Regions from separate parts of the Mus musculus genome. Here region 1 is linked to region 2. A link is a loop called in an ENCODE intact Hi-C map of the cell type or tissue named here. Cell type or tissue: heart. All regions are shown on one strand. Each heading gives the region's core, and the rest is flanking DNA. Links, peaks and the distances in the headings are about the cores only. Region 1 overlaps Arhgef28 (Rho guanine nucleotide exchange factor (GEF) 28). Region 2 overlaps Gm21976.

What was found. Peaks named below come from ENCODE experiments on the same cell type or tissue, not always from the same donor. Only the 100,000 strongest peaks of a DNase experiment are listed, where the experiment ranks them.
Region 1: a loop joins it to region 2, with 5 times the contacts of the local background. A loop is called at or near these places in 6 of 42 quality-filtered maps.

What each region holds. Positions count from the first base shown.
Region 1 is chr13:98,024,762-98,040,593 of GRCm38, reverse strand. Arhgef28 (Rho guanine nucleotide exchange factor (GEF) 28) reads left to right here. Exons shown (of 36, transcript NM_012026.2): 8 at 10,663-10,718; 9 at 11,157-11,217. LOC115488224 (a small nucleolar RNA gene) reads left to right here and starts at 6,018; the gene lies at 6,018-6,160. In heart, for the core only: a CTCF peak has its summit at 9,137 (motif pointing left); DNase peaks (open chromatin) are centred at 8,963 and 10,373; H3K4me3 peaks cover 511 bases; H3K27ac peaks cover 602 bases.
Region 2 is chr13:98,292,548-98,308,379 of GRCm38, reverse strand. Gm21976 reads right to left here. Exons shown (of 7, transcript XM_006517799.4): 4 at 5,753-5,875; 5 at 2,926-3,069; 6 at 2,537-2,659; 7 at 703-1,424. The coding sequence ends at 1,288. Among named protein-coding and RNA genes, the nearest start is that of Btf3, 17 kb to the left of the region's middle. In heart, for the core only: CTCF peaks have their summits at 9,136 (motif pointing right) and 10,300 (motif pointing left); a DNase peak (open chromatin) is centred at 9,159; H3K4me3 peaks cover 610 bases; H3K27ac peaks cover 284 bases.

The sequences.
Region 1 (15,832 bases), core at 6,243-11,242, 270 kb after region 2:
CACAGAGTAAAGAACTATAATAACTTTAGCCTGGAATTAAATCTGCTGTCTTTGTGCGTGTGATAAATGATTTTATTATTACTATTGTGAGCCAATTATGGTTTTATAATTTCATGATTGTTATTGTGCCTGAAGAATAATTGGGAAGTTATTCTGAACAAATGAAATGGCCCTGTCTAGTCACTGTTCTATGGCTGGGAAGAGACACCATAACCAAGCAACTCTCATAGAAGAAAGCATGAAACTGGGGGCTTGCCAGAGGTTTAGTCCATGAGGGTGTGGAGCATGGTGGCACCCATGGTGCTGGAGCAGTATCTGAAGCTACATCCTGATCTGTGGGACATGGAGGAGAGGGAAGGGAGAGAGGGAAGGAGGAAGGAAGAGAGGGACAGAGATTAACAATCTGGGCCTGGCGTTGAACACCACAAATACCACCCCCCCCTTCCCTCCAAGAAGACCACACCATCCAATCCTTCTAATCCTTTCAAAGAGTTCCACTCCCTGGTGACCAAGCATGTGAACCTATGGGGGCCATTCTCACTCAAACCATCACAGCCCCAAGATCATTGAAAAAGAAATAAGCTTCATTTTCTCACTTGCCTTCTTGTTCTTAGTCAGTCTTTTACCCTTAGGGTTTTCCTTTTGTTGACCTTGAACTTGTTATGTAGCCAAGAATGACTTTAAATGGCTCAGCCTCCACCCTCCACCTCCCAAGCACCGAGATTACAGGCATGCACTACCTCCATGCCTGCTTTATACCCTAAGACTTTCTGAAGAGCAATGCCCTGACCTAGGCTTGGAAGATGCTCGAAAAAGTACGACTTCTTTCACCAATAGTACCTAGAAAACGCTCTGCATGAAACCTTCCGAGACCCATGTGCATTTGACCCGTCACAGGTTCTAGTGAGTCAGGAATCAGGAACTTGTGTAGCCTTGTTCAACTCAGCTGATCAATGAAAGGTCCTTAGGAAGTGCTCTGAGGAAGGTACTCTGGAGAGTGATGCTGTTCTGCATCTCTCATCTCTTCTGACCCTTCCTCACAGGCCTCATTGTTTTTTCCATCGTCACCTGGCTTCTCTTCATCTACCAGCACAGCAGCATTCTCTGCAAGCGGCCTAAGGAGGCGTCTTTGAACCTACTCATGGTCACTTTGTACACGGGAAGCCGTCTGTACCTCCTAACACCCTGTCGAAATTCCCTTTACCTTCTTGGGCTTTTGAGACGCAGGCCTTCCCTTATATGAGGCGTGGAGTATACACACTAGTGGTCATGGGGAAGGGAAATTTCTGAGTGCTAAGTTGACTTTTCTTCGTGATTAGTAGCTCAACAGAGATTTGGCTTAAGTAGCACATCTTGTCTAGGCAGTCAGAATTCAGTCAGCCATCTATCATTTTCCCCTTTGCATTGCGATATCCCGACCACTCCCATGAAGAGAATCTATTTATTGCTCGTTCACACTGCTGGTCTAGAATCTTCTTTGGTGTTTGTGTGATGGAAAAAGTGTAACATCAGGATCATTGCCTGGAAATGGTAATCTCAAGCATTTGTCACTGGGAGATTGTGACTTACATGCTCAGACTCGTCTGGCTGCCAGGCAGCAAGCAGACAGCTCAGAACTCAGCTCTGCCATGAACTGGCTTTTCAGCACTATGAAAGCTACTCAGCCCTGTTTGCCTTTCTGGTGATGGCGCAGGAGGGTGGAGGGAAGTGAAGGCGGGGCACCTTGCTTGGTATCTCCTATAGTCCTGCCTAGGGCCTGCCTGATGCCTGGTTCTAAGTGTAGGTTAAGTAGCTGCAGCCTATAGCAAAGTGTAGGTGGTGGTATAAGTATATATTATGGATACCAGGGCATGCCATGTGTGTCGCAGTGACTGGAAGTGAGTGGATTCTTGCTTGAGTGTTGTTCATGTAGTTTGTGGAGAAACAGTGGACTGGTCTCCATACCTGAGTGTTTCTAGTAAGTCAGTGTTAGTAGCGCAAGAGCGTTGTTATCCATACAGAGTTCTCTCCCTAAGATGTTTTGTTTTAAATATTGTAACATGGGGCTTTTTAGAATGGCTGCATGTGGTACAAGTGTATCAAGATGTGAGCCCTTTAAGCCAGGGCAGCTGGGAGATATGCTGGGGGCTGAGGGTGTCTGTCACCAAGGAAGCTGTTTTCTGGGATGACGACTCAGTCGAAGATACAACACCTCCCCACCTAGTTTGGAGTGTTTAAGGCCTGATGAGTGCCATTTGCTAAGAAGCTGGGGAAGTTGAATAGTGGTGCACCTTTAGTCCCTGGACTTGGGAGGGGAGGCAGGGAGATCTTTGTGGGTTTGAGGCCAGCCTGGTCTACAGAGTCAGGGAAAGAGAAGAGAAATATATATATATAAATATATAAAGAGAAATCATGTCCCGAAAAACTAAAAAGAAAAAAAAGAAAAAAAAAAAAGAAGAGAAAAGAAGAATGGAAAGGAGGAGGGGGAGGAGGAAGAGGAGGGGGAGGAGGGAGAGGAGGAGGGGGAGGGGGAGGAGGGGGAGGAGGAGGAGAGTAGAAATATGGTTACTGAAGGCTGAGAAGGTGGGAGGCTGGGGAGAGGATGGAGGTATTATGGGGAATTTGGATGACAAGTGCCAACATCCTGACATGTGAAAGGAACATACTGTTCCATAGCACAGCAGGGTGACTGTAGTTTATAACACCTTAGATATTTTAAGAACTAGAACAGAGGCATTTACAGGCTCTGAAATCTAAGGCATGGTGGAAATGCAAATTTCTCTGATACACTGTATACATGTAAATGCATAGAAGCCTGTATCCATGAAGATAATTTGTTAGTTCCTTGAGGGTTTCATACAACTTGTTTTGATCATATTCATCCCACCTCCCCAAGTCTTCTCAGATTTAACCCCTTCCTACCCTTCCAACTTTGTGTCCTATTTTTAATCCTTCAAGACTAATTTGCCCTGCCCAAATACAATTATTCTTGGATTTGTGGTCTTCCACTGGAGTGTGGTCAACTAACCAGTGACTATATTCTTTTAAAAAAACTCTCTCTCTCTCTCTCTCTCTCTGTGTGTGTGTGTGTGTGTGCCTGCCTGCTTGCCTGTCTATGTCTGTCTCTCCCAGCCCAGCACCTAACAATTGCCAATAGCTCCACAGTTAGGGATTGGATTGTGTGCCCATTACCCAACTCCACGCTGGGATTTTGTCTGGTGCTTGCTGTCCCAACCACTGTGAGCTTATATGCATACTGTCTTGCTGTTTCCGGAAGTCAGGATGTCATTCCCCACCTCTGTCTCTTATACTCTCTCTGCCTCTTCTTCCACAATGATCCTTAGGGCTTGGGAGGGGTGCATGTGGCATATTTACATGTTTTAAGGCTGAGTGTTCCGCAGTCTCTTAGTCCCTGCATCTTGGCCAATGGTGGATCAGGACGTTAATCATCATCTAGTGTAAATAGAGGCTCCTCATGAGAGTTTCGAGATGTATTGATCTGTGGGCATGACGACGGATGCTGGCATGGATGTAGGGAGAGGGGAGCACATATTCACTTGGGGAGGTGGTACAAACTGGTGCCACCAATATAAAAAGAAGTGCGGAGATTCCTCAAATAAAGTTTAAAAATGATGAAAAGACTGCAGAAAATATTCCTCTAAGCCATAATGTGGTTTGCCGTTACTTCTTTCATCCTACAGGGAACCCCATCTTTTTCTAGGTTTTCTTTAGAGATCTAGCTCACCACTCTGTTTTCCCTAAAAGGATATTACTTTCACTAGCAAAGGTCCAAAGATAAAGATAGGGTGTCAGTCTGAGTGCATGCTCACTATTAGAATAATACTAGCCTTTCCCCATACATAAATGAAAAGCCCTCTCTCCTTCCATTTTATCACAGAATTGAAGGGTGGTGGTTTGCGCTGGAGGGAGTTTTATTGATCCTCTGGTTAGATCACTTTCTGTAGCTCACAGGCCAGCCACCCCCCAACCCTGTGGTTCACCTCGAATTTGTTTCCCTCTTAATTCAGAGTCTTTCTTCCAAATGGGTCATATTAGCAGGCGTGGGGCGAGTGTAAAACTTAGCTAAGGACTAATAGATTTGGAGAGCTTATTCTAAAAATGTAGCCCTGTAAATGACATTTTTTATATTCTAACTAGCTTGTGTGAAAGACACACAGCCCTGCTATTTTATTTACAAGCTGTAAGCCTAGTTTGGGCAGGTTTGGAGCTATGATGACTTACATCCCAGCCATGTGTCTCTCATTACTTGCTTTTTCTCCTGGCCATGAGCTCATGGTCCATCTCCTCTCATGGCAACCTCCTCCTCTCCTCTGTGTCCTTTCTCCTCCTCTGGTCTCTCCTGAGACCCCTCGCTTTATCCTCAAGTCCTGCCTTTCTCTCTCTATGGCCCAGTCACAGGCTTTAGCCTTTTATGCATCAATTAATTTGAGCAGCAAGGTTTGCATAACAAAAGCTGGTGTATGTGAAAAGTCTTTTCTCTTGGGGCAGCCAGATCTACCTGTATAGAACGCAGCATTTGAATGCATAGCAGCACCAGACCAACCCCAGCATAGCCCAAGAATTCATTTCTTGAAGTAGACTCTAAGTGAAGTCAGGGGACATAAAAGCAATTCTAAACTAAATTTACATTTTGTCTATCTCTTTGAAAGATGACTTACTTCATCTTGTTTAAGTAGTAGATTAAATTAGGAAAAAAAATATGCCCTGATTTCACTTTGAAATATAACAGCTTTAAAAAACAAAAAACAAAAAACAAAAACCTGTGGTCATTGGTGATTGGTGATTTGATTGCAACCAAAATCTGAGGCTGAGGTGCTCTCTTTAACCCATGTTTGAATTTTTCACCCCTGAGAGCCTAAAAGTAGCATGTTCATGAATGTAAAAGCTCATAAGAGACATATTAAACAGAATCATCATGTGACACATACTCAAGAGGAAAGAGGGCAATGTCTGCACACACTTTGTACAATATTTTGTACAAAATTTATGGTAACTAAGTTTAAAATTAAAATTAAAAAAAATTTTTCCATTCGACATGAATATCAGTTGCTCATTAATTTCTACCAGGTAAGTTTTTCTGAAGATCAGAGGATCAAATGTTTTCAAAATGACTCCAAATGTGTCCTTAAATATCTTCGGAATGCCAGTCAGTTTTGAAGCTCAACTCAGAAGTATCTTTGGGGAGGAGGGCTGTTCAAGGCGTTCATTTGCATTCAAATGTGGTGGCCTTTAAAGTTGAGCCAAGGAGGTGGCTTGGTGGATAAAAACCTTGTGCTTTTTAAGTGTGGGAACCAGAATTTAGATTCTCAGAACCAACATTAAAAGTGGGGCCAGTGTAGGTGCTTGCCTGTAGCCCAGTGCTTTCGAGGTAGAGACAGGGCCTCTTTGGGGCAAGCTAGCTAACAAGAGTATCTTAACAAGCATCACTGAGAGATCCTGACTCAGTAAACAAATCGCACAGTGACAGACACCTGTGTCAGCCTCTGCCGTATACATGCCCATGCTCTTGGGAACATATATGAACATTCACATACCTACAGCACAAATGCACATATATGCAATAGTAAAAAATAGACACTAAGCAATCATGAACTGTGTTTTTGGTTTAGTTTTAGGTGAGATGTGTTCATATCCAGAACTCATCCTTAAATGTTTGACTACCCCCCATGCTTGAGACTTTAGACATATAGGGGCTACATTTATGCCTGCTGGCTTAAATTCTTCCATATTTCATAAATAGCCCCTTTTCTTGTGGCAGATCATCCTGTTTTACTTCACTCAAGAATAGATAATTTGAACTATCTATATTAAGAATAATTGTGTAGTTGAGGGGTTTTGTGGGTTTTTTCTTTTTTTCATTTAATAAAACTGGAGTTGCAGGTTGTCATGAGCTGATTGACGCGAGTCCTGGGAACCGACCTCAGATCCCCTGGAAGACCACCAAGCATTGGTCACCACGGAGCCACCTCTCCATAACCCCTTAAGGAAGTATTTTAATCATTAAAAAATAAAGAAGTAGCCCCTAGCTATGGACAAAGAGAGACCTGTTGGTGGTGGTGTTCTCCTATCAGTCAGGGGCAGAGTAGATGGCAGTCCTCTGTTCATCCTAGCCTGATGCCTGACTTGGTGGCCAAAGCTGTCTTATGCCTGGGACTCATAAAAATCAAGTCAAATCAAAGCCAGGCACTACAGTGCAGGAAGAGGAAGAGAGAGAGCTTCAAACCACCATGCCACCCACAGACCTGCCCTCCAGTACACTCTCAGGTGGGCCATAGACACCCCTTACTACCATAGCACACAGCACGATGAGAGATGTCACCCAGGGTCCTGACACCTGTAGCTACCACTGTGTGTGAGTATGTGGTGGTCAGGTGGGAGAGAAGGAGAAGTGAGTGAGACGGCTTGAGCATTTGAGGAGAGATGGAACTGGAGGCTTGAGGATGGAGAGGAGTGGCCTGTTGAGTGGCCTGAGGCCACGGTGAGGTCCCAGCCTCAGCGGCTGCTAAGGGCCATGTCTGAACCTGTAGCTACGCAGCAACAGGGGTCCATATCGGAAGTTCAAGCGTTCTAATAAATTGTGAACTAAGAGTGTCTCCTTCGCCATGTTAGCTGTCTGGCACTGAGAGCTAAATGTTCACATTGGGCTGAGGCAGGGGCCTCCTAGTACATTCCAGGACAGCCTGACAAATGAGTCCTTTTCTCCTTGTGGGCAGTGAGAAAACACTCATCAATACAAGGAAGCAAATGGGTCCGTAGTGAAGTGCTAGTGCCAAACATGAGAGGAAAAGAGTTAGGCTGAGCTGCACAAGTGAGAAGGGATGGAGGGGACAGAGCCTGGTCTTCCCAGGCACCCTGGCGGCCAGAACTTTAATAAAGTACTGCTGGAACTGCAGGTGTTTGAATCAGCAGTTCAATAAAGCGAGCAACTTTGCTTCTCTCTCCGCATGCAGAGGTGGCCTCCCATCGCATGTCATCAGTTGGATGTGCTTGGGGCACCAGATGTAGGTGGGTGGAAGAGAAAAATCTGTTGGTCCCCACCTTGTACGTAACAGGCAGGGGATACAATCACTGGTTCCCAAACCAATTTGGTCCCAGCCCAAAGTGTGATTTCAGAATGCATTCACTGCCCACAAGGAGAAAAGGACTCATTTGTCAGACTGTCCTGGGATGTACTACGAGGCCCCTGCCTCAGCCTCCCCATTGCTGGGATTACAAGCATCTGAAGCACACCCAAGAAGGCACTGAAATATGTGTGAATTAGTGTGTTTCTAGAGGGGTTGTATGGTGAGGATAGGCATCATTAGGGGGCTGTTTTGGCATTTCTTAGGGAGGCAGAGCACACAGACAGTGCCATCAGCTTGCCAGCTATGAGCATGACACTTCCATGCTGGTCTGTGCATGACACTTCTGTCCTGGTCTCAGGTGTGGGGCCAGTAGATAGACGAGTGGGAGACTAGAAGGCTGGTGGACCCCCTGGCTCTGCTGAGAACTTTTCTCTTTCTCCTTTCTTTCTGGAGGGAGGGAGGGTCCTTGTGCTTAAACCTCAGGGCAGTTAAGAGCGTTCTTGCTCACTTTTTGTTGCTTAAGCCTAGACTCTGGATCCATCTTGCAAGAAGATGTAGGAAATCTTGTACAAGGAGACGAGCTTTTCTCCAGGCAAATCTTCTTAATGAGCCACTGATATTAATCTTACAGCTACTTAACCCAGGGGTAGAAATCCTTGTTTGCTGGTGCTGTGTCATTAGTGAACATAAGTACTGGAGATTATCTCTTGTTTTTATTACAGTTTGGCAATATTTAAAAAAAAAACATGTTTATCTAGTTTTCTAAGTCTGATTTAGAGAGGTGATCCTGCCTTCTGGGTGGGCCTTGAAGACAACATGAATAGGCCCTTAAAGCAGAATAGGTAAAGTTACTGATACTATTATCAACCCAAGGTTGCTACAGCAACAAGTAGTTTGCTTGCACTTCGCAAGGAGCCCACTAATTCTGCAGAGACTCCCCTGGAGCAATTTAATTAAGCGTCAGATTCTTTTAAAAGCTTGGAGGTATCCTTCTGGTGAGCTGCTCTAAACTAATGAAAGGTGAGTTGTGAGTTGGAGCCTGAGCATCATCGCAACAGTTAAGAAGTGACTTTAGGGTGAGGAGTTTTATACATTTGAAAGTTCTTTTTAAAGCCAAAAGTAATTATAATGAGAACCTATCGTTTTACTGTGGAGCATAGTGGATTCTAAAAGCCTTTGGCATTTTAGTTGTCTCTGAAACCTTTTACCAAGTAGATATAATATGTCGAGTGCACCCCATGTCTTCCACCCTCTGTCTTCTCACCCTTCCTCCTATCCTACTAGTCTTCTTTGCTCCTAGCTTATTGTTACATATGTACATACATACATACATACATGTATATACACGTATATAAAATCTAGGAACCACAAATGAAAGAAAACACACAACCTTTATCTTTCTAAGACTGGCTTGCCTGGCTTTTTTCACTTAATGTGATTGCCTCCCGCGTCTATTTTTCTACAGCAGTTGTTTTAAAAGGGAGAGAGAGAGAGAGAGAGAGCGAGCCACAGGAGACTAAGAGGGGATGTAGGGATGGAAATGTGCTGAGATCAGGGTCAGCCTTTTTAGGGGGTAGGGCTGAGGGAGAAAGCTGAATGATCCCTTTGATATTGCAAATGATTCCAGGCTACATCCTGTTTTCCAGGGTGTTCAGAATAAATGCCCGCAAGTATGGGGCGCTTTAGAGATACTGTGGCCTGGAGTGGCTTGAAGGGCACAGCACATAGCTAGCAGGATGTAGTTGCACGGCCGTCTTCCTGTCTGGTGCAGATGTGTTCCTGGAATCTTTGGCTCTGTTACCCCCTGCTTTCTGTGGCACGCTGCAGCCATTGTCTCTGCTTGAGGTTTTATTATGTAGGTTTGAGTTTCCAAAGGGACTCCTCAGCAACACCTACGCGGCAAACATCACGGCAGGCGATACACAGTTCTGTGCATCAGTGAAGTGGGCTGGAAAACCTTGCTTTAAGTTTTTGCTTCGGACGTTTGGCACTGAAAAGGCACACCCTACAGGCAAAACCGGCCTGGTTTCACTTGAAACCGGCTGGTCTTCGTGCGAATGTTACTCTTCTGCCACCTGGTGACGAAATTTGGGAATTGCATTTAAAAGCTGGCATTGAGTATAAGCTATCAGGCTGGGTGGCTCTATTCTCCATTGAGAAGAGTTGACATGACCGCATAAAATTGAGCTTTTTATTTTTTTTAATCATGAAACCTAATGTTGCTCATGAGTTTATGATCAATACCAGAGACCACTGTCACCGAGCTTCGCTTGCTTGATGAAAATAAATTCAGTTATTCTTTTAAAAAATCATTTGCTTTTACTTATGTGTATGCTTGTGTGCGGGGTGTGCATAGTGTATGTGTGGGTGCCAGTGGGGGCCAGAAAAGGATGTATAAAGTTATCAACAGTCATGGCTGCTGGGAGCTGAACTCAGATCTTCTGTAAGACCAGCAAGTGCTCTTAGCTGTCCTCATTCTTGCCTCTCCACTTCTTATTTGCATTCTGTCACCCTTATTGTCTGATTTGCCATGGAGAGCTGCCTACAGAAGGGCTTGTACGTTTTCTGTGAAATGTAAATGAAACCTCTGGCAGTACCTAGTACCGAGAGCTTAAATCCATATGGAGGTTTGAGGCAGAAGGCAACTGAAATGAACAGGAGAGGTGAATGAGGCAAGGAATGCCCCGTTTGTGAACTTTCTCTAGAACCACATCAAAAAGGTCATGGATGCTGAGAAGCTGAGGACCAGCAGGGTTGTATATCCCTATAAATGTACGTGAAAGGTTTTCAGCTAATCACCCCTGTCAGCACTTATTCTTTCCAAGGCTAAATGGTTATTTTGACTGTCTTTGAACTTGTTTCTGGGAAACTGAGTATTTGGGAACAGAACCCATCAGTCAAGGGACAGAGAAAATGTCCCCTCACCTGGGTTTCCTGTTCATCACAGAACATCCTGAATATTGTTTCCAGGAAAAGCTTTGCTGGGGCCGGGTGGGGGTAGGGGTGGGACCTGGGGTATCTGAGGCCAGCCACTGCTTAATCAGCCTGGCCAGCTGAGGTCAGTGCTGAGAGCTGTGTGGCGTGCTCCACTTTCAGTGATGCAGAAGGGACCGTTGAGTGTCTCTTAGAACCGATTAGTCGTTTTTTTTCTTTCTTCCACTGACATCTGTGGAATCCAGGGGGAGAGGCAAGTAGGATTCCCTCAGGTGGGTACCAGCCACATCCTCAGCATCTGTAGAGAGGCTTGGGGGAGGGGTGAGCATCCTTCCTTTGCAGTCAAGGACACTGATTTGTTTAAGACACAGCCCTCCTCCCACCCCCTGCCACCCCAGGATTTCCGGTGAGAGCTCCCTGCCTTGTTTACAAAGTAGCATGCACAAATAACCCCAGCGTGTGTACAGTCAGGTGATCACTTCCTTCACTCTCTGGTAGAGCTGCCTGTTACAAAGCCTGATCCAACCCTAGCTGATCCTGTGCAGAGGGTCCTGGGTGACTTGTCACGAATTTTCTTTTTCTGTCTATCTTGCCTGTCTGTCTGTCTGTCTGTCTTTCTTTCTTCCTTTCTTCCTAACTAACTAACGAATTATTTCTTTTGCAGAGGTTAGGAATTTGGAGTCTGGCAGATCACCATCGGAGGAGGAGGAGGATGCAAAGGTAAGGAAACGTGGTCACTTGGCTCATGTTCATAAAAATCCACAAGCAGGCAAGGGTGTGCCCCAAATCCAATTTCTTTTATTAGGATCACAATGGGCTACCTGTTCTGACCAAGCCTAGCCATCTTTCTGAGTTGTCACTGTCATAGGAACAAGATGACCAGCATCCTCCTCCAGGACATACTAGGCTGGAAGCATCTCATGCCCGGATATTTACTGACATTGCTTTCCCTGTGGGCAGCTTTCAGGTGTGTGTGAGCTGAACACACATCCTTTCCTTATTTTTAGCTCTCAGAGCTAATTATAAACACACACGAGTCTCCTGTTTACGTGTGCTTTTATTGGTGTTTTCCAAGAGCGTCACTCTAGCGCACGAGAAACAAACATTAATGTAGCACACATGGGATTTAATGAACTCCCTCACCTGTGTCTGTTTCAGAGCATCAAAAGCCAGGTGGATGGGCCGAGTGAACACGAAGACCAGGACCGCCTACCTCTGGGTATGTTCCAAAACGCCGCATTGCCTGCAGCCAGGGGTGGGTGCTATGGACTGGGCCCATGGTAAACAAAAAGAAAACATGCTAGTATTTCAATACTCTTTCCTGAGAACCTTGCTTGCTTCTCTCAGCCTTCCTAGCTCAATTTTCTTTAATGCTTAATGTATTTTTAACGTACAACTTGCGTTTACAATCTAAAATACACAGGAAGAACCCAGGACATTGCCTGAGGAGTTTCACCCTGCCAAACTCTGGCATGCTAGTTGCCATGGTTACTTCATTATCTCACTGTGGCGGGTCCTGGAGGCTTCAGTTCAGGAAGCGCCTGAGCCCGGGGAGTGGGCTTTGGGTACCATTCTGCCTGTTACACAGTGCTGCCCAATGTGTCCTACAGAGATGAGCCTATGTGGTCTATTCCCCACCCCCAGGGCCTCAGAAGACCTGGTGTTGCTGTGGTGTGTAGGTCCCTTAAGAGGGGTAGAGGGTAGAGGTAGTTCGTTTATTCTCAGATGTTCTATTCCCTTCCCCCTGGGCCTCTCCCCTGCTCCCCCCCCCCAAACATCCTTGGAATTATTTAGAGGCCAGCAGAGTAGAATGAAGCTTGGGTAGGAGGACTTGGGCCCAGCTGCCTGTAGATGCCTAGCCACTAGAATGTGTGTGAGCCTTCTTCAGGTGCAGGGCAGCTGATTCAGTTTGCACACCTGTCTTAGTTAGGGTGTGCATTGCTGGGAACAGATACCATAACCATGGCAACTCTTACGAAGGACAACTTTGAATTGGGAAAAGTTGGCTGGCTTACAGGTTCAGAGGTTCAGGCCAGTATCATCATGGTGGGAAGCATGGCAGCCCCCAGGCAGGCATGGTGCTGGAGGAGCTGAGAGTTCTACATCTTGTTCTGAAGGCAAAAAGGAGAAGACTGTCTTGCAAGCAGCCAGGAGGAGGGCCTCAAAGCCCACTCCTACAGTGACACACTTTCTCCAACAAGGCCACACTCACTCCCAACAGTGCCACTCCCTATGGGCCAAGCATATTCAAACCACCACCATACATGAAGGGCACCTGAAAACAGAGCTGTCTTGGAGGTGGTCCCTCGGGGCCAAAGCAAGTCCTCGGGCTAAGGAGAGTTGAGATGTATTATACAGCCGAGGTGCCTGACACGTGGAAGCATCTCGGGCAGCTTGTGACAGGGTTCCTGGAGGCTCTGGCATGGTGTTTGGCATCTGTTGTAGACACGTGTCAGAGCTGTTCCAACCGTTGGGAAATCCCGTGGCCTAGAGCAGGCCGGGAGGAAGCACCCGAAGTGTCGGTTGAGTGTGCAGCTCTGGGCTTGGCCCTTTGCCAGTGGTGGTTTGCTGGATGTCCTGGCCCGAGGTGCCACTGAACTTGGAACACAAACTTAGTTGTGTTCTGAGCAGTGTGCACGCATCTGTTACTGTTGCTATATACGGTGAGGATAATAATTTACGTCCAGAGCCCACAACATGGGAAGAGGAAGGAGAAAAAAAAATACAGCAAACTTTGAGGACTGGATGACTCTTATGGGCCCCAGAGCCGGGAGTGTGGCTCTTATTCACGCATACAGGATGTCTCATCTGTGGATTGCATCACACTCTTGGGAATGTCAGCTTTGAAGAATGTTTACTCAGACACATTGCTGGGGGAGGAGGGGTTGCCTGTTAAAAGTCTTAAATAGTGGGATTATTTTTAATTTGGGACTCTAAAACCTCTCCCCAGTCTCCTACTGGTGTATGTGTTGGGTGAGAAGATTTTTGCTTTGTAAACTGCAGTAACCCTGACTGGGCTGAGCGCTTGGTCAGTAACGTCGTTGCCTCTGAAGAGGAACATTAGGAAGACAGAGAGAGAGAGAGAGAGACAGACAGACAGACATAGACACGCCTTTCTGACTCTAGCATTTGCTCTATCGTTTATCTAAACTTTGAATTACAAGGGAAAAAGAAAGTCTCCTGAATTTATAAAATAACGTGAGAGTAGACTTTAAAGGAACCACTGAGACAGAAGAGAGAGCAGCCAGCAGTAGCAGGCAAATGTAAGCCAGAGGCAAGAATAGGAAGCTGCTCCCCCCAGAGGCCACTTCAGAACTCTTGACTTTTGTGTGTGCTGGTATTCTGTCCAGACTCTTAGAAATAAGAGTCTAATAAAAAATCCAAGGATGGAAGTGTTGCGACTTTGCTGTATTGTATTATTTTAAATTGTGTGGTACAAAAGTAGTGTTCTCTTTTGTTTTGTTTTTCGAGACAGGGTTTCTCTGTGTATCCCTACCTGTCCTGGAACTCACTTTGTAAACCAGGCTGGCCTTGAACTCAGAAATCCACCTGCCTCTGCCTCCCAAGTGCTGGGATTAAAGGCATGCGCCACCATCAACCAGGCAAGGTAGTGTTGTCTTGCAAACTAGATCAGTGTTGTTTTGGTGGAACTTTCTGTGTGATGGTTGTGTCTGGAAGTGCTCTATCCAGAACAGCAGCAAGTGCCGTATGTGTGAGCTGTGTGTCCGAGGGAGTGTAGGCTTAGATCTCTTAATTTTATCCTATTAGATGGGTCAAGTTAGGGTAAGTTCTCTTTGTGTTGTTCCTCAAGACCCCACGAGAATCATATCGGCTGTTAGTGTATACACTAGAAATGACTGTAGTTGTCGGGATTAATGGGCATGAAAGAGCTGGTGAGCTTATCCAGTCCTGTCAGAGTGAGTGGCTGGCATAGATGTTGAGGAGATGGCATTGATGTTAAGACCAAGAGTAATGACCTTGTTCTCTGTGGACATGTTAGCAAACCTGTCCACCCTTGTCATCTATCACACAGTTGAGTTATAAAAAGAAATAATGGAAAAAAAACTTTTCTATGTTTTAAGCATGCTTATGATTTCATGTTGGGCTGCATTCAAAATTATCCTGTCTGGAGAAACTGCAGGACTAGACTTTTACTCAAAGAGAGAAACTTCTGTTGAAGGGCTGGGATCTGATTCTGTAGCCGCTACAGGAAGACAGTGGGATTCCTTCCCAGTAGACAGCTGGGGAAAGGAGGCAGGGCAAAGCCCTTGGGGGCACGGGAAGGAAAGCAGGCGCTATGGCGTGGTCAGCGCTGAAGGTGAGATGGGAAAAGGACCCATTGGACCCGGTCCACGGGACTAAATGAGATAAATAAATGGCATCAAACTTTTCAGCAGAGCTGGGTTCAAGACTGCAAAGCAGCCCCGTCACAGGGAGGATGGAGGGGGGCACCTGCTGGATAAGTCTGCGGCCTGTGGGACCCAGGGTGGGGGAGGGTAATCTGCATGGGATCCTAGCCACGTGGATCCATCACCACTCAGGAATTTGCCAAACAGCAGACAGCTTGATCGCTTGCTGCTCCGCAAACTCCTGCTGAAAAATTCACTCTGAATAAAAGGAAAGCTACACGGCTTTGGTTGGAAATTAAGAATTCCCGTTGGAAGTTAAGTTCCTGTTTGAGGACCGTGAAGCGACAGTCCTAGGGTCTTCGTTGAGTCACAAAAGGCTCCCGGGAAGTGATGGCCCTGCTCTGTCAGCCAGGACTATTCGAGAGTGTGAGCTAGGCTGTACGAGCCACAGACCTGAAGTCGTGACTCTCACGCTGAAACTAAACTTCCTGTAGTAACTAATCGCGGATGCGCATGCTCTTCGTTAGATTATAGATTGTAAGCGTGCATTAGGCTAGAGTTGTGTGTCATGTAGCTATCGGCATAGGAAGAAATATGAGAGACTGGTGAAACATGGGGGCGTGTCCTAACTCTCTCTGTAAGGGGGTGGGGGGGTGGGGAGATTGAGAGCATCCTGGGGTGAGTTGGGGTGGGGTGGCGAATGGAACTGGTTGGCGTTCTTCTTGGGAAGTTTCAAGACTGAGAGGCTCTGGCAAGAAGCCGCACCTTATCTGCTGCTGCAGATTTGGCTGGCAGACAGTGGGCTTGGCACCGTGCAGAGATTTCAAACAGCATCTTGATAAGTAAGACTTTGGGGAGGAACTAGGAAGAAGGCTCAGTGGTTAAGGGTACCTGCTGCTTTCGCCGAGGACCAGAGTTTGAGTCCCAGCACCTGTGGCAATATAGTTCCAGGGGTTCTAATGCCCTCTTCTGGCCTTTTCGGGTACTGCATGCATTTACTGCATAGTTCACATATGTACATGTGGGCAAAACAATGTCATTTTGCCATCATTATTTACTCTGCATTAAGTAACTGCTGTCTAAGAAAGTCACCGAAAATGTGGCTGTACATATTTTCCACAAAGATCACGAACGCCTTTGCAAGAAGAAAAGGGAAATGGGTACACACTCTCGATGTTCTGACGGATGTGGCCAGCTCTCGCAGGGGTTCAAATTGCAATTATCTTAAACATGTGGGCCATGGTTTCCATTTTTAGTAATGTTTTCCTCGTCTTAAAGTATCTATTTTTATGGATATGTGTGTTCTGCCTGTGTGTATGTCTGTGAACCATTCAGCGAACATATGCCTGGCGCCCTCCGAGAGCATTCCCTGCAACTGGAGTAACAGACGGTTTGAGCGGACATGTGGGTGCTAAGAATCGAGCCTACATCATCTAGAAAACAGCCAGTGTCTTTAACTGCTAAGCTATCTCGATAGCCCCTATT
Region 2 (15,832 bases), core at 6,884-11,883:
TCAGGGAAGGGTTTTGCTACAAAGGCTCATCAGATTTGATGCCTGGTTTGCTTCTGGTCTGTTTTGTCACAGGAGCAGTATTTAATTAGAACCTTGCCAGTCTTGTGACAGGAAAGGTGCCATGTCACCAGCTGGCTTCTCAAACTTAGGCTGGGAGGTGATACACATAATTGCCGCAGATTACATCAGCCAGAGAAGATCACTGTCAACTGTGGGATGGCCGTGAGGTTGTGGAAGGACTGCCCTCACATTCCCCTAGATACATAATTTCTGTAGCTACTAATGATGAGTGATAGTGATAGCACGATCATTTGTTTTGTCCAATTGTTAAAATCCTAAAGGAGCGCTACGAACAGATGTAGAAAATCTGGGAGAGGTGAAGTTACTTGTCTGAGTCTCTGCCCCTTCTGTAGTAGAATAAGAGTCAAACCCAGGCCACTACCTACTGGGAGGGATTTTAGGCACTAGCAGGTTAAAGGAGCAGACTATACAGTCGGTGGGAGTGTAAACAATTGACAGCTGTTGGAAATCAGGGTGCTTCCCAAAAAATGTAACAACCATATGACTCAACTTCACTATTCCTGACCGTGTGTACTCAGGATTCAGTGTCCGACCACCAAGATACTCGTACAACCAGGCCTGTTACTAGTGTTCACAATAGCAGGAAAACAACCAACTAGATGTTCATCAACACATGGATAATATGGTATACATACACAATAGAGTTTTATTCAACTGTAAAGAAAACTCCAGGAAAATGAGTGGAACTAAATACCATAAATAGGTGATCCAAACTCAGACAAAAATTGTAAGTTCTCACTAACATACAGACCCTACTTTGAAATACATATCCGGATATGGAAATGAGCATACACATAAAGCCTGAAAGACTAGAAAAGCAGCCATAATAAAATCTAATACCTTACATACTTTCTAAAACAATACGTGTTTTAAAACTTAATTTCCTGCTACATCTGACCCAGGGCTACACTAGTGAGCTAGACATCTCCGTCTGAAGCTTAAGGTGACTGTTCTTGGTATTGGTTGAAATGAGTACACATGTATGCTTCCCACAGAACAGTGGCTCTTCCGAAACAGGTCTAGACCAGGGACCTGAAGTTGCATCTGATCTCTGCCTGTTTGCTTTGTTAACTGGGGCACAGGTTCTTTAACCCTTCCCTAGCCTACATCCCCGGATGGAAAACAAGCAGATAGACAGGCCATCACTTTGAGAGAAGTCTTAAGGCAAAGACATTTCTCAGCCTTTCCAAACCCACGCTTCTGAGTCTAGTCGCACAGGTTTTCATCACTCCAGTCGGCACAGTCTTGGATGCCGTTTCTGCAGCGACTTCTGGGAATGCAGGCACAGTCCGCGAAGAAAACGGTCTCACATCTCCAGCCGGAGCACTCTGGGCACCGTGAAACTAGACAGTTGTATTTATTTTTAAAAGCATAACTTAAAATGTCAACTGGGAAAAAAATGCTATTGGACAAGAACTGGCCCTTCAGGTTTAAAAAAAAAATATTAGTGAAACTATCTCATGGGAAAACTGCAGATGATTATTGAAGATTCCAGACATGGTTTGAAAAGCCAGAGACAATATTGCCTCTCCCCATCAGCCCTAGCTAAACAGATTGACAATCTGCATAAACAGGGAAAGGTCCCCTTGAGTTCCAGCCATCAGTCAGCACCGGAACCAGTTCTTTGCTAATTGGCAACTAGCCAGGAGCAAAAGCTCTCTGCATTTCCAATCCCTTTGTTACAGAGTCAGACTTCTTAACTAGACGTTGCATTTCTATTATTCTACCCTCCACAGCTTGCAAAGCTGATGTCCCTTCACTGTCTTCCTGATGAAGCTTGCTTTCAGATGTATCGGTTGGAGCCATAATGCACAGGAATTGTATCTACTGGCTGTGGCTTGCCTGTCTGTGGATGGGTATGGGTGCAGCTCTGGGTTAAGCCATTGTGGGAACGCGGTGGGGGACAAGGATGGCACTGAGGAGGGGAGGACAAGGTTGGTAACTAATTTTCTGAGAGACAAGCATCCAATAAGCCTTTTGTGAGTCTTTCAGAATTGCCAAAGAAAACGCAAATCAAAGTTGATAGTAAACAAGAGCTTCCGGAACACTGAGAACATTTTCATTTGTTTGTATCTTACAGAGGGAGAGCTCTTCTGTAAATAGATACAATGAAATACTAATTAAATACTCCTGCTCCTTCCCTCCATTTCCTCCTCCTTCTGTCCTTTCTTCTCTCCCTTTCTCCCTCCTGTCTGTCTGTCTGACTGACTGTTTATTTACTTATTATTTTTGGAGATGGGGCTAGGATAGTGCTGGAAGCCAAGACCCTGAGCTTGCCTAAACCAGCTCCCTACCTAAAAGCTACTGCGGCCCAGGGAGTGATGGACTTTCTTAGCTGTGGATGTAAATATCTTTAGAAGGTTTCTAAGTCAGAGCCAATTTCCGTAATTGAAGTGTAAGGGAAGCCACTCCCTGAACCCAGGAAAAAGATTCCCTGTGTAATTTTCTTCGTCACCTGATTCATCTGAGCAGTCACCACAGTCGTTCCTGGTGTCACACACCCTGTCCACAAACGTCCATGTCTTCTGGTTGGGACACTTGAAAATCAAGTTTTGTGGGAGACTGTCGGGCATTTGACCTAGAGGGCACAAATAAATTATTTCTAATGGAAAAATTATTCATGAAAATGTTTAAATGGGAATTCTGAACTTTAGCTTGCTACGACTATTTTAAAGCCAGGGTCTTACTGTATAGCTCTAGCTGACACCCACCTGCCTCTGCCTCCCAAGTTCTGGAATTGAAAGCACGTGCGGCTATGCCTAGCCCTGGCCACACGTGCGGGTGCGGCTATGCCTAGCCCTGGACCCTGGTCTTGACTTTTGTTTGGTAATTAGTCCACCTCACCACAGGAGGCAGCAGCTTCATCCCATCCGTCACGGCAGTCCATCTTGCCATCACAAAGCAGAGATGGTGGCAAGCAAGTTGTGCGGTCCTCACACAGGAACCCTGGTTGCTGTGAATCTGTCCTGCATTGGTGATATGTCCAACCTGAAAGAAGAAAGCTGATGTCCTGCCCTGCTCTGCCTTGTGCCACCATCCCCATTATTTCTTCCCCTTCCTTCCTTCCTTCCTTCCTTCCTTCCTTCCTTCCTTCCTTCCTTCCTTCCTTCCTTCCTCCTCCTCCTCCTCCTCCTCCTCCTCCTTCTTCTTCTCTCTCTCTCTCTTTCTCTCTCTCTCTCTCTCTCTCTCTCTCTCTTTCTTTTTCTTTCTTTCATATACACAATCCGAAACTCTCCAGGCACAGGTCTTCTTGACTGGTTTCCTTTTTCATCAAAACCATTGGAATCTGGCGAACAAGCATTGACTCACTCCAGACTTAGAGGTAATAGCAGGCAGATGAGGGCTCAACAGGCCTGCTCCCCGGTGTGGTGTGAGCTTTGTGATGGGTTAACTATACAGACTTGTTTATTATTTTCTTGACTGATGTAAGAACAAAGGTAACTTGCTATGTCAACCTCCTGGGCATATTGTAAGTAAAATTAAATTGAGATTGCTTATCTTTTTCATTTTTCTTTTTCTCTTTTATCTCTCTCTCTTTTTTTTTTCTTAGAGGTCCTGTGGATTGTGTAGGCCCTTGCACATGCTAGGCAAGTGACTTACCAGTAAGTTATTACCTAGCCTCTAATTAAGACAATGATGATGAACGATCATTTTGAGACAGCATATCTTAGGTCTAAGCTCAGACTGATGTGTACCTGGACATGACCTTAAACTTCTGATCCTTCAGCCTTTACCTCACGAGTACTGTGATCTCCACATTGTGCCACCAGGACTCGTATTTGAGGTGCTGGGGATAAAACCGAGTGCTTCCTATGTTCTAGGCAAGTACTTTACCACTGAGCTTCGCCCCCGGCTCCCAAATGATGGTATTGTAAAATACAACGGATCTACTTGAAGTACTATGAAAAATAATTGATTGAAGTGAATACAGAAATACTGGTGACACTTGTATCTCAACATAGTTGTATATTTCCACACAATCCCATATGGCTGTGGTGAATGGTACACAGTGTGTGTGTGTGTGTGTGTGTGTATAGGGGGAGATTGAAGTAATGGGTTTGGAGTGATGAAGGTGTTATCATCTTGAATAATTAAGAGGCAGATGGATAAAGCCAGAGTTTATATCTCTTGATCAACAGGTGCTGGCGTTGTTGTTTCAGAGACAAGAATCGTTAGCTCTGGTCATCTGAAGGAATTGTCATCAGTTGGACCCTCTGAAAATTTTATGTCAGGATGGGATGAGACGGGGCTCTGTGGTGGGGAATTAGTACCTGTGGCAGTGCCTATGAAGGAGAAAGGCAGAGTGAAGAACATGCAGGGAACCTTAAACCCTGATGCTCATGGGAGGACAGGGTTAATGAGGTCTGTGTGGGAAGAGTCTCCCTCTGCAGTACAGTCCCGCATCCTACAGGATGGGCTGGCTCCAGGGTCTCCGCAGTGCTGACCTTGGCTAGGCTACTTGGGAAAGCAGAGTGCTGGGTGTGGAGTCTAGCAGCCGGGACCGTCAGGTCAGAGATGTCTGAGTTGGTCTTAAACACCTTAGGAGTTAGCCAAATGAACAACAGAAGAAGCAAGCTCAGCAGGGAAAGCCGTGTGTGTGTGTGTGTGTGTGTGTGTGTGTGTGTGTGTGTGTGTGTGTGTAATTGCAGCAGTTGCATACTGCTGGACCACATCTTACTTTGTATTCAACACCCGTTTCTTGACTACTCGCTATGAACTTTTGTTTTGAATTCGTTTACATTTATTTATTTGTGTGCTTGTGTTTGTATACTCATGCATGCGCGTGCCGCAGATATGAGCATATGCCAGTCACAGTACTCGTGTGGAAATCTAAGAATGATTCGAGGCAGGAGTTAGTCTTCACCTTTCCCCATGTGGGATCCAAAAACTGAACTCAGGTCATGTCGGCAGCAAGTGTACCCTCACATATTTCTTTGTTTTTTGTTTGATCAGTTTTGAGATAGTCTTGCTATGTAGTCCAGGGTGGTCTTGAACTTGTGACCCTCTGCCTTCCCCCATCCCCCAACCTGGCCTATCAGTGATATTTTTCTTCCTTATATACCCCAGGTTTGATGTTCCATGAAGTCTGTGTCTTTTACTTCTGTGTCTGAGTTCAGGGATCCCTCTGGGGCTCAACTCCAGTTCTAGCTCATTCATTTCCACGTCCCTATCACCAGTCCTCACTGATTTCTCTCGAATTTAATCTCTAATTATATGCTATCCCACAATCCTATTTACAGTGGAAGTCCTGGAAGGTAGAGACCATATCCTGTGTACACTTCAGAGTCACCTCAACCTGCGTCACAATGCTGTCTTGCTTACTTAATAGTTATATGGTCCAGGGCAAGTCCTTTCCTGAAGTGTCTGTCCTAACAACAGGCACCTTGCAGGACCTGAGGATAGAGAGAGGATATGCAAAATAGCCAATGGCTGGCACATGCCACATGCCAACCCCTCCCCATCCATACTGTAGATTCACATATTTTGGAAACAGACTTGGTGTAAATGTGTGTGTGTATGTGTGTGTGTGTGTGTGTGTGTGTGTGTATGTGTGTATGTGTGTGTATGTGTGTATGTATGTGTGTATGTGTGTGTATATGTGTATGTGTGTATGTATATGTATGTGTGTGTATCTGTGTGTGTGTATCTGTGTGTGTGTGTTGACACATACTTGCAGGTTTTGTAGGTGTCCCGAAGATGATCCCAACAGCAATCGCAGCGGCAACAACGCCAAGCACGAGGAATACCCCGCAAGAAGTCAGAAGACATTTTCTGGTGGGAAGGCAGCTGTGACCTGTCACAGCAACACACACAGACATGAAAGAGAGCACGTCATTACAGAGCGGAGGCCCCTGGGAGATACAGTGTTCACCAGCCAAGCGTTCCCCATGGCTTTCTTAGAATAGAACCCTCGATGTGCATCAGTCAGAGTTACACTGGTGGCTTTCCTATCTATGGCTTCCTATCCCACCCTCTGGAAAGCCAACACTATGAGGGCCTCTCTGGTAGATGTGACGATGAAACTACAAGAAGCTTAAAGAAACACAGGATCCACTGAGGTGAAGTGACTCCTTAGGTGTCTGGGCCTGTATGAGCCCTCAAATATGTCTTCTGGACTCTAGCTAGTGGGGGCTAATTCTGCTATGACATGGTTTGCAAAGCCTAGATTTCAGGCTGCCTACATCAGACTACGGAAGGAGATGAGAACTCCAGAGCTCTAAGCCATATCTGCAGGACCAGCTCTCCATGGGGCTAGATTAGGGATGGGCCGGTTTGATGAGCAGACCTTGAGGATAGCAGTTCTATACCCAGACGAGAGAGAGGCTGAGATCCCTGGTACTGGGTTGGCAGTTTCTGGAGTAAACAGTCACAGACAGGGAGCCTCGTCTAACTGGAATAAACTGAGTCACCAAGAAGAGTGAGGGGGCTCAGGTTGCACCACTTTCAGCAGACAGTCATGCTCGCTAACCTGATCCTAAGATACCCCATTGGCCACATGGCTAAGCCTTCCTTAGCAGTGTGGCTAGGCAGCTGTGGGACCTCCTGAGCCCGGACCTAGCTTCCTTTGCCCTTGGGTATATGCAGCACGTGTTCATGGGAGACTGAGTGCTATGTATTCATGGAACACTTCCCAGACACCAGTTCTTGCTATATCAAATCTGACCTGTAACAAAAATAAAAATGCTTTGTACACCACTGTTCACCAGAACTTGGGTGCTAGCAGCTCTGCCTCACACTGTGCATATTCAACATATTGCTGAAAGTTCAGGGACCACGAGTGTCCCAGTCACTAGTGGTAGAAAGGCAGAGACCACAATCAGAGAAATACGTTTAAGTCTCACCAGGCCAGATCACAGACCCATGAGCCCTTTCTCCCTAAGCTGGGGCCTCCCCTCCCAGAACTGGGGCTGTACCTGTTGTAGGTGCTGTGGCTTTCAAAGACTCCCATATGGCTTTGAAGAATCACTGCTGGAACTCTGTCCTAAGCATCTTATCTGATGCACTGAAGAAAGCTTGAGGTACAAAGACTTGTCTACAGAATGTAATTGGTCACAGGGAATGTGTTTGGCAGTGCTAAACCCTACCTCCAACATCTAGGTAGTAATTTTACATAGAATTAGGTACTTGAATTTATAAAACAGTCATATAGTTAGGGCTCTTCAACCTTTAAGAGTGTGTGTGTGTGTGTGTGTGTGTGTGTGTGTGTGTGTGTGTGTTCATGGGTGCGCACCTTGGTGTGTATATGGAAGTCAGGGGACACTTTTGTAGAGTTGGTCTTTCCACATCTACTTGGCTTCCAGGGCTCTAACTCAGTCCTCTAGATTTTTGTGACAGTTGCCTTTACTGCTGCCCAAACTGTTGACATGGCAACATGATACCATCTGTAGAGTTCCTATTCAAGAGCCACGCAACCAAATTATGAAAAACCCAAACTAAACCAAACCAAAAGAAAAAAGAAAAAAAAACCAATACCATCTCATAATGCTATTATTATGTTGGTCCAATCAAACTGTCCTCAAAGTAGGGTATGGTGGCATATTTGCCTGTAATCTCAACACCTGGGGAACCGAGGCAGGAGGGTAACATGTTTGAAGGGCATCCAGGGTTACACTGCTAGAAGACCTTGTCAAGGAAGGAAAGAAGAGATGGAAGGAGAGAGTGAGGGATGGAACTTAGACATAATTATGTCCTGGTTAAATATATACCATGTTTGTGATTGTACATGGGGTAGTTATATCATGTTAGACACAATTATGGGCTGCTTATTGTTTTTGTTTGGAAATTAAGCATGACATAAGGAGAGATATGACAGTGTGCCAAGCTGGCAAGGGATGGACTTTTGATGGCTATTTCTAGTTGTCAACTTGACTTCATCCAAATGATGGGGCACACCCGTGAGGGAATTTTTTTTCTTAATTAAAATAATTTGAAATGGGGGGAGCCACTTAAAATCTGGATATTTGAAGTGGGAGGATCTACCTTAATCTGGGCCACACCTTCTGCCAGTGGCCTCTATGAGGACATGGAAGGAGGTAGTGCTTGCTCTTTGCCTGTTTGCTCTCACCTCGCTGGCAAGGTATATGCAGCACAAACTACCCTAGCGTTAGAGCCTGCTTCCAGTGTATACTGAAGACCATCTGAGACATCCGGGCTTCTTGGACCGTTCATGGGCAGCCATTGCTGGACTAGCTGGACTGTAGCCTGTAAGTCATTCAAATACCACCCCTTTCTCCTTATAGTGATTCGTTCTGTAGATTCTGTCACTCTGACCAGCACACTCTTCCAGACTACTCCCTGGGGTTTTATGATTAGCTAAACCTTCAGCAGCAAAATAACTAAATGAGATAGAATTAGCATTCTTCCACTTCATATTTATTTATGAATTATATACCTATACTAGCCTACACACACACACACACACACACACACACACACACACTGAAACATTATGCAAACTAGAAACTTAAGAAGGATGAGATCAAACAAACTGTGTAAAAGCAGAAACTCTAATGTTCTTTTCCCAAACCCCGCTGAATCCTCGCACCCAGGACATCTTTTCAATGTTGTAATTATGAACGCCAAGCTAGAAAAGCGTCGGATTCAACAAAACTCTGCTTAGTTAGCACCAGATTTTCAAGGCTGTTCAAAGATCGGATGCAAATGCAAATAAAAGAAAGAAAAAAGGAGGAGAGAGAGTTAAGGCAGGCTTCCTTCCAAAGGATGAGAAGCTCGGGCAGGCCTGCAGGGGCTGGGACTGGGAGATGGCAAAGATGTGAAGCGCGAATTCCCTCATGAATCGCGTGGCAGAAGCAGATGCGTGCGTGCGCACACGCAGAGAGAGAGAGAGAGAGAGAGAGAGAGAGAGAGAGAGAGAGAGAGAGAGAGAGAGAGAGAGAGAGAGAGAGAGAGAGAGAGAGAGAGAGAGAGAGAGAGAGAGAGAGAGAGAGAGAGAGAGAGAGAATGAGAGAGAGAGAATGAGAGAGAGACTCCAGTCTGGGCAGCATCCCATGCAACCCAAGCTATGGACTCAAGAGGGCAGCAGAGAGCAGCTAATGAATCCCCTTGTCAGCTGCCTCCAGAGCAGTTCTTGTGTATGTTAAGGAGCCTCCCAGGACAAAGGCTGGGCGGACCCGGAAATATAGATGCTAGTAGGGATGACAGATCAGCACCTTTAAAGCCTTTGGTTATAGATCTCCAGCCTTTGTGACAAGTAACCAGGGGAGGGGCGTGGATGGGTTCAAATACCCCGCCTTACTTTTAGCGGGAGCCTATGAGGTGGCAGCATTGGTGGGAGGCACAAATGACAGAGCTGTGACCACTTGCCCAGCCTTTAACAGTTTGAGTCAGAGTTAGACTTGAAGGCAAATGTCCAAAAAGCAACATTGGTGATGAACTACACAGCATCTCTGAAGCTTTTCTTCAAGATGACAACTTCGGTTTGCTACGATGTTGTTCTAGCACAGACTGATACTCAAATGACTCCGTCAAAGTCCGTGAACAAGGCCGAAATGTCTATTCTTGCTGTACACACAGTCATTGTCGGTTGTAGTTTGAAGCTCACAGTAGAAAAGCAGGCTAAAGTTTAAGGTCAGCCACGACCTAGCCTTCTCTGACGAACTCCAAGGCAGCCATGCACTTTCTACAGAACAGCGCCATCCATCATGTTAAATGAGCATTAAAATGTTCAAGTGTATTAGCTTCGTGGAATTTGATTTTAACCTTGTTCTGTAATTATATACCAATTGCCATGGTTTGAACGTTTGTGTACCTCCAAAATTTGTATGTGACAAAGTGTTCCGTCGGAGAAGGAGCCTCTAGAGCAGTGCTTCTCAGCCTTCCTAACACGGCGACTCCTTAATATAGCTCATGTTGTGGTGACCCCCAACTGTAAAATTATTTTGTTGCTACAACATAACTTCAGTTTTGCTACTGTTATGAATCGTAATGTAAATATCTGATATATAATTAGTGGGGAAAAAAAATCATGTGTCCCCCCCCAAAGGGGTCTCGACCCACAGGTTGAGAACATGGACCAAGAAGGCTTCTTCTACTCTCATGAACAATGTTCATTTAAAAAAAAAATCAAGACTTCGGGGGCTGGAGAGATGGCTCAGTGGTGAAGAGCACTGGCTGTTCTTCCAGAGGTTCTGAGTTCAAATCCCAGCACCCACATGGTGGCTCATGACCATCTATCTGTAAAGGGATCTGATGCCCTCTTGTGGCATGTAGGTGGACATGCAGCACTCACATGTTAAAAAACAAAAACAAAGCCGAAAACACCCCACCCCCCAAACAAAACAAAACAAGACAAAAAGACAACAATTTAAAAAAAAAAAAAAGATTGCAAAGGGTTACAAAAAAGATTTTTTTTTTTAAAATCCAGCTAGCATGCTCTGCTTGGGAGGTAGTAGAGAGAAGGAGATGTCTTGGAAGCAGGGAACATCCCCTCACCACACACTGAATCTGCTGATGCTTGGCCTCTAGAACTTGTATTACAAAATAGCAGTCTGTTGTACTTTGCTAAGGCAGCCTGGATAGCTAGCCATCTGGAGGCATGATATTTATGGTTTTGTGCATTGGAATAACATAATAAAGTTAAAAATGATGGCAACGGTGGCAATTACGGACCCACAATAATTCCCAGGAGCTCAAAGTAACCAGTTGATTACACGGGTTTGAGGAACCAGGGGAGGGCCCTTGCTTGCTTTTCCCATGAGAGGGCGCCTCATTAGAGAAAGCGAGCATTTCTCCAGTAACATAAGCCCTAACTTTTCTCTTACTGCAAGCCCACCTTCAGATAAGCTTGGCAGCTCCTTCTGAGAAAAGCTTTGGCTCCAATGTAGTAGAATTGCCTTATTTTACACATAGAGGGCCCCGAGACCAGTTGGATAAAGTGATGCTATACTTCAAGCTCACCTCAGGGACACAGACCCCATAGCAAGAGTTCAGGGAAGCTGAATCCCATAGGCCTACCACCATCCTGTCTCAAACGTGGAAGACCAGACTGTTGGAGGCATGACTCAATGCAGAGTTCCCAACGAAGCACAAGAATGTTAGTATCAGCCGGGCGTGGTGGCGCACGCCTTTAATCCCAGCACTTGGGAGGCAGAGGCAGGCGGATTTCTGAGTTCGAGGCCAGCCTGGTCTATAAAGTGAGTGCCAGGACAGCCAGGGCCACACAGAGAAACCCTGTCTCAAAAAACCAAAACCAAAACCAAAACCAAAACCAAAAAACAAGAATGTTAGTATCAGAGCCTAAGCAAATGTGTATTGCTGGCAAGGGACAATACGCAGACTCACTGGGGCTTGGGCTCAGGGAATGGACATAACCTTTCTCTGGTCCTTGCGCCGATGCTGGCAGTATACACACCCAGAGACGAAGACTTCTTCTCTATAGGGACCTCCAACTGAAACCAATTAACCCCTTCCACTGCGCTGTACATAGCAGATGTGCTGCCGTTCGTTCTGGTTCGTTCTCTTTGGTGCACCTCCATCAGACCCCCAGCTTTTCTGTCCCTGTGTCTGTCATGTCTCTATTCCTTCATTGTCCCAGTCAGGTTTCCACAACCAAGCTCTGTTGGATGGGGAAGCCTGCTGCTGGACTTGGGTCTGCCAAGGAAAAGCTGGGTGACCTCCAGCAATGGCTACCCAGCCCACCCCTCTTCCTTTTGTACTGCTTCCCTTCTCCTAACACACCTGAGCCTTCGGGAGCACTCCCTGGCATCCCCGATGGGTATTTATAAAGCTTACACTTCTAGAGCCTCCACCCAACTTTGGAGCATCCAGGGGCAATGCCCACGAATGCATATTTAACGAGTGTCCCAGATCACTGTTGTCCCCTGGAAAACAGGATTAGACAGGTAAGGCTCTAAAATTCATCGTCAGCAAAAAAGTCCCGGTTCCCAGCACATATAAGTATGAGAAGCCGATCCTGGAGGTACCCTCAGTCATTCACAGTAAAGAGAGAGCTGTCAGATGTGTTGGTGAGTCACTCAGCCAGGCTGAAGGAACTGGAAGAACAAGATAGGCCCGTTTTAATCAGAGGGAGGACTCCAGGGAACCCTGGAGTGTGGTGTGTTAAAGGATGGGTGGAAACTTACAGGGAGACAAAGGCTGAGGGCAGTGGGGTGCCGAAGAACAGCAGTTTTCTGAGGCTGAGGTGGGTGTGGGTAGGAGGTCTCAATGGAGGCAGCTGTATCTGAGGAGTGAGCTCTGCCCCTTCAATTCATAGGAAAGGCAATTTTGCCCACTTGGTATGTGAGTTGGTGGTGGCTCAGCTTCACAGCCTCAGAAGAATCAACTGGACACTCCTGGTGGCATGTCCTGACATAGGAGACTTGTATTAGTACACTTTACTTTGCTGCAATAAAGTGCTGGAGGGAGACGAACTGTGTGTTTATACACACACACACACACACACACACACACACACACACACACACGTTTAGCTATGGGGTTCAGGGGCATGGCATCAGCACTGGCCGAGCTCCAATGAGGACCTCATGACAAGACAGAGGTCACAACAGTGGGAGTGCATGTGAAAGGAAGAGAGCCCATCTTGAAGCAAAAATCCAGAGCCACTCAGACATCACCTTTATTTCTATAGCAACTTCCTCTTCTTATCAGAGCTCAGAGGGCCCATGTTTTCTTAACCCATCTCATGGACCAACCCTGAGTGTGCTAAGAACTTCACAGTTGACCTGAAGTCTCCCCAAACTCTCAGCTCCACCGCCACAGGAAACAAAGTCCCAGCCTGTGACCCTTTGGAGACAAATGAAATCCATACTGTAGCAGACATCAAGTTCATGTTGTATCTCTGTGGACACTGGCATTGTCCCATCAGAAAGAGACACGTGGAGATGAGAGGTGTAAAGGGTCAGTTATTGTGAACTCTTGTTAAGACAAGGAAGAAGGCTTCTTCCAAGACAACTACAGTAAGCAAAAAAGACAGACACCCACATATTACAGAGAGAAAGCTAACTGGGAACTGAGCTGAGTGTGTGATGCCAGCAAGCAGAGGGGGGGGGCAGTCAATATGACATGGCAAAACAGCAGATGGGACCAGCGGGTAAATTGTCAGTAACCGGTTTATGTAAGTTTTTTGTGCTGAAACTGAGCTTAGCAGGTGTAGCAGCATGAATGAGAATGGCCCCCAGAGGCTCATATGTTTGCAGGTTTGCTCCCCAGTTGGTGGAACTAAGTGAGAAGGATTAGGAGGCGTGGCCTTGTTGGAGGAGGCGTGGCCTTGTTGGAGGAGGCATGGCCTTGTTGGAGGAGGCGTGGCCTTGTTGGAGGAAGTACATCACTGGGGCTGTCACTGGCTTTTGTTCCCAGTTAGCTTTCTCTCTGCTTCGTGCTTGTGATGAGGTGTAAGCTCTCTGCTCCGGTGCCATGCCTTCCTTCCCTAAGTTGCCTTGGCCATGGTGTCTCTCCACATAGACCAATATCTAAGAGTGCAGGCAGAGGCCAAGGAAGTGGGCCTAGTTACAGAATCAGGTGAGCCTGACTGTGGTGGCTTAAAGAGAAAGTCTTTGTCAGAGACTGAGACCTCCTCCAGTGTAAGTCAACCCCAAGTTAGTGAGAATGAGTATCTGTCAATCTACAAAGCCTTAGGGATAAAACACCCCCATTAGGTGAATGTGCAAACTGGACTTAGGCTTGTCTGGCTCAACAGTGATATAATAATAGAAAGATGGTCACAACCACACTCCTTTCATTGAGTACTTACTGTATGCCAGTAACTTTTCGTACACTATTTCAAATCCCTAAAACAGCCTTGCCAAGATGGATCCCTAGCTTTATTGTTGAAGAGAGGAAACCATGACTTTAAAAACACCATGAGAAACAGAAGTTTGATTCAGATATTTGATTTTAAAGCTCCATTTCTTTTCACTGTGTTATAAATCTTCTATGTAAATATTTTACTTGTTTGTTTGTTTGTTTGTTTGTTTATATTGGTTTTGTGGAGACAGGCTTTCCTGTGTAGACCTGGCTGTCATGGTCTATTCACTCTATAGGCCAGGTTGGCCTCAAACTCAGAGATCCGACTGCCTCCGCCTGTGTTGCAGAGTGCTGGGATTAAAGGTGTGCACCACCACTATCTGGCTACATGAAGGTAAATGGTATCATTCATAAGATAAATGAGCAGATGAATAGATAACTAAAGTGGATTTCCAAATTAAAGGACTCCATCTTCTCAAGGATCATGTAAAACTGTATTTAATTAGTTAATTAATTAATTAATTAATATAAGCAGGGTCTCACTATGTAGCCCTGGCTTACCTGAAACTAGCTCTGTTCTGTAGACCAGGCTGTCCTTAAATTCCCAGATATCTGCCTGCCTCGACTTCCTAGCACTGGAATTAAAGGTGTGTGCACCAGTCCGTTTGTCTGTCTGTTTACTGTGGCTGGGATGTTTATTAGGAACGGTTGCTTGACACTAAGATTCTTGTCTCTTACAGCAAGGCAGGTAAACAGTGGACAGCTGAGGACTTGGGGTCCCTGGGATGAGGACAACAGCAGTGTGCCAGTGTCCTGGAGTCACTGGTCAAGGTGATGAAAGGAGAGAAAGCTTGTCACACAGACACGCCCCTTCCCTGTCTCAGCCTGGAGCCTGTGGTGACAGGCTGTTCCCAGAAATGCACCTTTGACTTGAGTGGCCAGAAACATTAAGAGCTAACTCAAATTTGGCTCCAACTCTAGCGAAAAAGGATAAGCAGAATCTTTCTAAACTGGGAAAGAGCTCAGGATTCTTTCTCTTGCTTTTCCAGCTCATCAAAGCTAAGCCTTTCAACTCCAGAACTCTGCCTTGAATTCTTTGTAATATACTTCTGTCTTCAGCTGCTCAGGACTAGCACAAACTCAGCATTTTTGTTCTGGGGTCGCTGACCGGCCTTTTCCAGGTCCCGTTGACATTTCAGCTGTGTTTGAACTGTTGCCTCTTCTGTCTGCATGGAATGGGTCAAGGCTTATTAACTTCTCTGAAGACTGGCTGGCTTTCCAGGGACCTTCAGTTGTGCTTATAACTATGCAGTGAGGACAGACCGACAGATGGCTGAAGGGCAAGGGAAGGCAATCACTTTCTGCCCAGCGTCAAGTACATTTATTTTTGTGAATTTCTAGGTACACCACAGACCAAGAAAGTTCTCGAAGTGCTGACATGTGCTAGCTCAGGTTACAGTAAATAAGCTTCAGAGTTGCCACGCTTGTTCGTTATGGAGAAGTTTCTGGAGATCAACTTTGGAAAAGCGAATCAGTCTTGGTTTTAAGAAGACAGAACGAAGGCATGTCTGTTCCCTTTCTATCAGGTGTTAGCCAGGACAAGTGGGAGGAGAGCAAACGTGATGGATGGGTAAGAAAAAGTGGCTGACACACGGTGTTTCGGCTAAGGTGCATGGTGATTGAAAGTGAAGGAAGGGAGCTGGAAGGATGGCTCAGTGGCTAAGAGCACTGGCGGCTCTTCCAGAGGTCCTGAGTTCAATTCCCAGCAACCACATGGTGGCTCACAACCAAGTATAATGAATTCTGATGCCTTCTTCTGGCATGCAGTGGACATGAAGATAGAGCACTCATACATAAAATTAAAAAAATGAAAGAAAGAAAGAAAGAAAGGAAGAAAGAAAGGAAGAAAGAAAGAAAGAAAGAAAGAAAGAAAGAAAGAAAGAAAGAAAGAAAGAAAGAGAGAAAGGAAGAAAGAGGAGGGAACAACTGTGACCTCGGGGTGTAGTTTGGTGAAGGCTAACGATGATCT